Linked DNA regions of Homo sapiens: region 2 is linked to region 1. A link is an interaction called in ENCODE POLR2A ChIA-PET data of the cell type or tissue named here. Cell type or tissue: A673. All regions are shown on one strand.

What was found. ChIA-PET counts read pairs that join two places held together with the same protein. Peaks named below come from ENCODE experiments on the same cell type or tissue, not always from the same donor. Only the 100,000 strongest peaks of a DNase experiment are listed, where the experiment ranks them.
Region 2: POLR2A ChIA-PET joins it to region 1 with 11 read pairs; 3 of 35 experiments call an interaction of 5 or more read pairs at or near these places.

The regions. Positions count from the first base shown.
Region 1 is chr7:36,092,733-36,096,732 of GRCh38, forward strand. LOC101928618 (a long non-coding RNA gene) reads left to right here and starts at 2,578. Exons shown (of 2, transcript NR_108089.1): 1 at 2,578-2,644. In A673, no CTCF peak of the experiment used is centred here; no DNase peak of the experiment used is centred here.
Region 2 is chr7:36,246,908-36,250,907 of GRCh38, forward strand. All of the region lies in intron 3 of EEPD1 (endonuclease/exonuclease/phosphatase family domain containing 1), which reads left to right. Among named protein-coding and RNA genes, the nearest start is that of EEPD1, 96 kb to the left of the region's middle. In A673, no CTCF peak of the experiment used is centred here; no DNase peak of the experiment used is centred here.

The DNA of each region.
Region 1 (4,000 bases):
GCTTAACTGGGAGGGAGAACTCATGAGATTGTGGATCATTTCCCTCAGAACCTCAAGGACATCTCGATGAACCTGCAAGGCCTAATAGATAGGAAGAAAGCACGAGGGGTTTGTTGAATGTGAAAACAAACATAAACTCAAAAACCTAATTTAAATCATTGATTTCAACTTGATCCTCTACCCAAGCCCTTACCAAATGTGCTATCAAGTGGCTAATATGATTGCTCTGGACTTCTTTTGAAGATATGTCACCAAGGGGGAAAGAAGACATGGGGTGGGGGCTGGTGTACACAGCAGCTGTGGGTTACTGGGAGAACTGGAGTCTTTTCTGAATTAAATACAAACATTTGAAGGTGCAGGTTAAGTGGGGACGGTGGAGTTAGCTGTAGGTTCTATCAAGGTCCTAGCTCTTGTTCTGGGTGATGGTCTTGCAGTCCTTATTACATTAAAGAATGAAGCAAAAAGCCTAATCAGGTAACAGCAGGCCAGACGGGGACCAATGATTTCAGTGTGCTCTGAAGAAAGGATGGTGATGAATCCATATGCCAGTTTTGTGGACCTGAGGTGCAGAAAATGGAGCATGGGAACACACTGCAGTAGTCCAGGTCCCAAGTGGCCATAACAAAGTCTTTGCTGAGGGGTAGAGAGAGGGGCTTTGATATGGTTTGGATCTGTATCACCACCCAAATCTCATGTGTAATTGTAATCCCAGTGTTGTAGATGGGGCCTGGTGGGAGGGGATTGTATCATGGGGGTGGATCCTTCATGAATGGTTTAGTACAGGGGTTCCCAACCCCTAGGCCATGGATGGGTACTTACTGTGTTAGGAACCTGGCCACACAGCAGGAGATGAGTAGCAAATGAGAGAGCATTACTGCCTGAGTTCCACCTTCTGTTAGATCAGTGGTGGTGTTAGATTCTCACAGGAGCTTGAAGCCTATTGTGAACTGTGCATGTGAGGGATCTAGGTTGAGAATCTAATGCCTGATGATCTGAAGTGGAATTGTTTCATCCGGAAATCATTCCCCGCCCACCCACCAGTCCGTGAAAAAATTGTCTTCCACAAAACTAGTCCCTGGTGCCAAAAACGTCGGGGACTGCTGGTTTAGTACCATCCATTTGATGCTGTTCTTGTGATAGAGTTCTCACAAGATCTGGTTGTTTAAAAATATGTAGCACTTCCCCTCTCTCTCTCTTCCTCCTGCTCTAGCCATGTGAGACATCTGGCTCCTTCACCTTCTGCCACGGTTGTAAGTTTCCTGAGGCCTCTCCAGAAGCAGAGGCTGCCATGCTTCCTGTACAGCCTGCAGAATCATGAGCCTAGTAAACTTTTCTTTATAAATTACCCTGTCTCCGGTATTTCTTTCTTTCTTTCTTTCTTTTTATTTTGTTTTTTAAGACAGTGTCTCGCTTTGTCGCCCAGGGTGGAGTGCAGTGGTGCCATCTCGGCTCACTGCAAGCTCCGCCTCCCAGACTCACACCATTCTCCTGCCTCAGCCTCCCTAGTAGCTGGGACTACAGGCACCCGCCACCACACCTGGTTAATTTTTTGCATTTTTAGTAGAGATGGGGTTTCACCATGTTAACCAGGATGGTCTCGATCTCCTGACCTCATGATCCGCCTGCCTCAGCCTCCCAAAGTGCTGGGATTACAGGCGAGGTATTTCTTTATAGTAATGTGAGAACAGACTAATATGGGGTTCCTCCCATTTGGCACCACCATGTCAGCTGGAGGGGAACTGGCACGAGGTTTGAACGATGTGGCCTCTGTCAAGCTGGCTGTGTCTAGGGAGAGCTTCCAAGCTGCATGCGTCAAGAGGAGGCATGCATCTGTGCCTGCAAGAAGCTGGACGGAGGCTCCAAGGCCTGAGTGACTGTGTCCTGCAGAAGTTCGCCCCAGTTGGCAGGCCCATTTAGGGGGGACATGGAGAAGAAGGTGCCAGCAGGATGGGTTCAGACGTCCTGGTGCTCTCGCTGCAATGGCTTCCATGCCTGGAGCACTCAGAACAGTCTTGGCTGAGCATTTACAGACATCGTCTCATTTCCTCCTCCCAACCCACACAGAAGCCAGGTGTTTTGGGTCCAGAATTGTATACAATTTGGGGAGCCTTTTTTGAAAAGGAACACATATGAGCTAATACAAATAGACTGAAATAAGAGGAAAAAAATAAAATAATTTCTTTAGAAAGGAAAAGGAACACCAACTTACCAACATGAAATTAGATACAAAAGCAGGTCTTTAGAAGTGAGGGCTACCTAAGCTTTAGCTTCATTCACTTTGCAGTACATTTCGCTCTGGGGACAAGTATCATCACCCCCATTTTAAAGGTCAAGAAATTGAGGCACAGATTGGTGAAGCGATTCACCCAATGTCAGACAGTGCGCAACGAATTAGCTAGGATTGTATCCCAGATCTGTTTAGTGTCACCCAAGTTAGTAGTAACACCCAATGACCTCTGATGGCGGTGGTGATGGGTGCCTCTGTTCTAGAAAGAATGTGTATCTAATTTGCATCATAAAGTGATTGATGCCATCAGCTGTGTTTATGCCATCAGTTAGTCTGTATTGATCCAGGGCGTATTTTGTGCAGATGGGGACCCTGGGAAGTTAGCAGCAATGGAGAAAAGCGTGGAATGCTCTCCAGGTATTAACACCACTGCCACCGCCACCCTGGCCATGGAACACTGCACAGGGAGAAGGCAACAGAGCAAAACAAGCATATTGCATTTCTCCAGCTGCTCCGGAAGTCCTTGGGACAGGAACCATGTGTGTTTAGGAGAACACCTCCATAAGCCTTTGGAAGCAGAAAACAAGAGCCTGTGGGCTTGAGCTGGAAGAAGACAACAAAGAAATGCTAGACCACCTTACGTTAGAAAAAAGTGCCCTAATGGGGGCCAGAAAGGCAGAGTGAGGGAAGAGAGAAGGAAGCGGGGAAAGGGATAACAGCGGGCAGGGGAAATGTGGCAGGAAGGACAGCCCAAGTGGACATGTCCAAGACTTCAAAAAACCAGACTGTACTCAGTTTGTACCCCTGTCCTTTATAGCATAAATCTCCATAGCCCCAGAGTTTCAGCACAGCTGGAACACACACAGGGGTCTTGAATGCAAGGGCTGTGTGAGGGAGGGATTGTGTGTGTGAGGGCCTATGTGTGTAGTGAAGTGTTCGTAGACAAATGTTCAAAAGAGGATGCTCAGATCATTACCGATGCCCTGTGTTGTTAAGAGTTTATCATCTGTGAATCGAAGGGTTTATAACAGGATAATGACAGAAACGTGAGTTTAATACAATTTTTAAAAGATGTTTCCTAGAATGCTGTATACACAATGTGCTGAACAATATTATTTCAGTGAACGTAGGTCATGTATATAGTTGTGTATGTGAGAGTATGTACGTGTGTGGGAGTGTGTGTGTTGTGTGTATGTGTGTGAGATTGTGCATGTATGAGTGTGTGTGAGTGGTGTGTATATGTTTATTAGTGGGTGTGTGTGAGCATGTGTGTGTGTGAGCGTGTAAGAGTGTGAGTGTTGAGTCTGTGTGTGTGTCTGAAGCTGAGGTCAACATCTGGGCTAGATCAAAAACCTAATTGAGGAAAGCATAGTGGAGTGGAAGCAAGAAATATTATTCCTGGGGCTTCACCAAAATCTAAAATTGGGCACTGATGGGGTGGGGATTTGAGATCCTCTTCTCTAGATCTTGGAGGGCAGGTGGTCCCCTCTGACATCCGGGTTGGAAAGGGGAAAGTAGCACTATTGAGCATGCCCTGGGCCCCAGTCCCCATGGCTGTGCCACACACATTATCTCATCTGCTTTCCCCACAATCATACGAGATGAGTATTTTTTTGCCCACTTGGTAAAGAAATCAAGGCTCAGTCAAAGAGGTTAAACAACTGGCCAGTAGCGAACAGCTGTTAAGAACAGGATTCCTCTGATGTCACAGCCCCTGCTGATTCCCTGCTTCCCCTACACGCCACCCAGTCCCACCTTGCTGTGATATTTCTC
Region 2 (4,000 bases), 150 kb after region 1:
CTGAGGTCAGGAGTTCGAGACCAGCCTGGCCGATATGGTGAAACCCCATCTCTACCAAAAATACAAAAATTAGCCAGGCGTGGTGGCACACACCTGTAATTCCAGCTACTCGGGAGGCTGAGGCAGAATTGCTTGATCCTGGGAGGCAGAGGTTGCAGTGAGCTGAGATCGCACCATTGCACTACAGCCTGGGTGACAGAGTGAGACTCCATCTCAAAAAAAAAAAAAAAAAGAAAAGAAAAAAATTGAACTTGACAGATTAGTCAGGGAGTTTCCAGGCAAACCCTAGTGGTGGGCAACGTTAGAATGATAGCTTCCTGGGAATTTTCAGAAGGAAAGAGGATGATAAGCCATTTTCACATAGATGTGTGTGAATAACCTAAGGATGCAAAGTGCTTGTGTCTGTAATTGGTGAGGGTGTTTTCTGAATATACACACATGTACATCCATAAACACTACCTCTCTTATTACGTGCTTTTGGAGTGTTATTCACTATGATTTGGACTTGCAATTAACTTAGTTTCTGCAACAATTGAGTGCTTGCTCAGTGCCAAAATTATACTGTTTACCAACGGGGATAAAGTTATAAAGATACATGTGATTATAAAGATACATTTACATTTGAATGGCATAGAATCCCAGAACTTCAGAATCAAGGGAGACTTTTAAAACCATCTAATCCAACCCTGTCATTTTGCAGACAGGACATTGAGGCCAAGGGAGTTGAAGTGCCCTCTGCCCCAGGTCCACAGCAGGTGTGTTGGTAATCCAGGACCCATCACAGCAGACTGGGCTCCATTTCCCAGCTCCTTTAAGTGCAACCAGCTGCCCATCTTCTGTGATCTCATTTAATCTGAACATCAGCCTTAGCAGGCATACTGGACGATCCTATCTCCGCATTTCCCAGGAGTGGGAGCAGGTCCATAGGATCAGTCCTGGCCCAGGTGATGGGGAACCAATGCCCAGATCTTCTCATAGTGTGACTTGTAGCAAAACAGACTTGCACAGTTGGTGTTAGCCTCCTCCAGCAGGAGAGGCAGAGAATGTGGGATGGGGGATAGAGGACGCAGAAGGAGGTTCTGGGTTCCAGATGTGGACAATGTCAAAGGAGCACCTAAAAGTGAAGGAACACACAGGGTGTGAGGGCTGCCTAGAGACCATCCACCTAGCAGGTTATGGGAGCCATGAGGACACGTGAGAGGTTGGAGGACGTGGACTGGACACACCTTTCATTTGGGCTTGGTGTCCAAATGAATTACTTCAAGAATCTTAACTTATAAAAATATATATACTTTAAGATACTTTTTTTTTTTTTGAGACAGAGTCTCACTCTGTCCCCCAGGCTGGAGTGCAGTGGTGCAATCTCAGCTCATTGCAACCTCCACCTCCTGAGCTCAAGCGATTTTACCCCCCTCAGCCTCCCGACTAGCTGGAATTACAGGCTTGCACCACCACACCCAGCTAATTTTTTCTATTTTTAGTAGAGAGTTGGTTTCACTGCATTTCCCAGGCTGGTCTCAAACTCCTGGCCTCAAGTAATCTGCCCACCTCGGCCTCCCAAAGTGCTGGGATTACAGGCATGAGCCACCACCCTCGGCCAGATACTCTTTTTTTTTTTTTTTTTTTCCAAAAAAACACTGTGTTATTTCAAAAATATCAGAATGAGATTCTTCAGATCCCTTATTTATTTTCCCCCACCCCCGCCACACTTAGCCCTTCATGTAGTCAGAGCTGAATTTGAATACCACCTTGAGTGATCAATATTCATATATTTGTATAAATTTGCATTGGGTTGAGCAAGATCAGTGGCTAATCATGAGTAAACTCATTGTAATCACTTTCCTGGCTAAGTTTCTATCAGCAGGAAGATGGCAACTTCTCCTTGAAAGAGCTGGTGAGCAGATTGGGGGTGGGTACCATTGTGGAGCCCAGACTCCGCTGTATGGAGTCTAACTCAGGCTCACTGCAGCCACCACAGCTGCCACTAGCTCCACTTCACAAACTCAGTGCTCAGGGTCCACCCAGGACCTCGCTGCCGGAAAGTGGGCATTTTAGTTAATTATGGGCTAGGCTCTGTGGTTCATTAAACACACACACACACACACACACACACACACACACACACACATTTTCTCCTTATTCTTTGAAAATCATCACAAGATATCAGGTATATTCAGGGGCTCTCACTACCTTTTTCTTTTTATGAAAAGCTTTTCTTCTAAGTGAGCAAAAAAACAGAGTCCCCAAACAGGACTTTTAAACTGTCTTTCGTTCCCTCAGCTATCAAAGATAAGCAAATTAAACCATGAGGGTTCATTTTAAATTTATTGCATTAGTGAAGTTTTAAAGCATGATGTGTAATGGTGAAGTTGTGTTGAAATCAGTGCCCCCGGCCACTGCTGGGGAGGGCAGGTGACATGGTGCTGGCCTTTTCCAAGTTCTTGGGCAGAGCATTTCATTAGTGTTTGTGATGTCCCCATCCTTTGACCTGTGATCCGGTTCCTGGGACTGTATCTTAAGGAAATGATCGATAAAAATGGAGAAATAATAAACACGCTATGGCATGCTTTATAACTATGAATAAGTGGGAGGCAGTTCAGTGCTATGTAGGAAGGGAGAGGTTAAAAAAATCCGTGGTAGGTCTACCCAAGGGCCTAGTATATATCCATCAAAAATGATAAGATCTTTTAGCCTCATAGAATTGTGGTATAATATTTGCTATGAGGGAGAATAAGCCGCTGTACCTACTGCGGTTACAACTCTGTAAAACATGTATTTATTCTTTGAACCAGTGTGTATTGAGTACCTCCTTTTGTCAGGGCTTATTCAAGGCTGGAACATGCCTACAGCTGTGGACAAGACCTTTCCCTTTCGTATCTCCTGTAGCTCGCATTGTAACTTAAGAGAAAAACCTTAGCAGTGACACAAATGTTTATTTAAATACAGTAGCAATAAGTGCTTTAAAAAAAACAGGTTGTCAAGAGGGAGGTCCTCACCTAATGTTCTTATGATATCAAAAAAATATTTAAGGCCAGGCACAGTGGCTCACACCTGTAATCCCAACACTTTGGGAGGCTGAGGCAGGAGGATCACTTGAGCCCAGGAGTTGGAGACCAGCCTGGGCAACATAGTGAAACCCTGTCTCTACAAAAAAGTTTTTAAAAGTTAGCTGAGCATGGTAGCATACATTTGTAGTCCCCGCTACTCAGGAGGCTGAGGTGGGAGGATCACTTGAGCCTGGGAGGCCAAGGCTGCAGTGAGCCATGATTGCACCACTGCACTCCAGTCTGGGTGACAGAGCAAGACCCTGCCTCAAAAGAAAAAAAAATTAAAAATACTAATTACATAACTTTTTTTCCATTTTCAGTTTTTAAAATCAATTTAATATTCCTGGACTGAACTTTTTAAGATCCACTTGGCAGCTGTGACTGGAGGAGCAGGAGGAAGGGACTAGAGGGATGGAGGTGCACAAGGCTAGAAGGGTGGATGGTGCATGGAGATGGAGCTGCCCTGAGTGGCCCAGAATCCTGCACAGGAGGCCCTTCTAGATCAGAACAACCTATGGCCAGTCTGCAGGTGAAATCTGGCCCATAGCTTGTTTTTATAAAGTTTTATTGGAACACAAATGTACCCATTCAACTTATTGTCTGTGGCTGCTTTTACACTATAACGACAGGTTAAGTTGTTGTGACAGAGACAGTATAGCCCATAAAGTCCAAAATGTATCTTATTTGGCCTTTTATAGAGTTAGAGTTTGCCAGCTCTCGTTCTAGATCAGTGGTGCTTGGCTATTGACCCCTTTAAATATCAGATGAAAGCTTCATGCCCTCATCCCAGAAAGATGCGTATATGTACCTCTCCACATATAGAGGTACTCATTGAGTTTCCACATTCAGGAGGTCCCAGCACTGTTGAAGCTTCTCCATGGAGCCCTCAGGTTCATACTTCTTGACACTAGTGGAGGTAGGATTCATTTCTTTACCCCCAAAATGTTGAAATA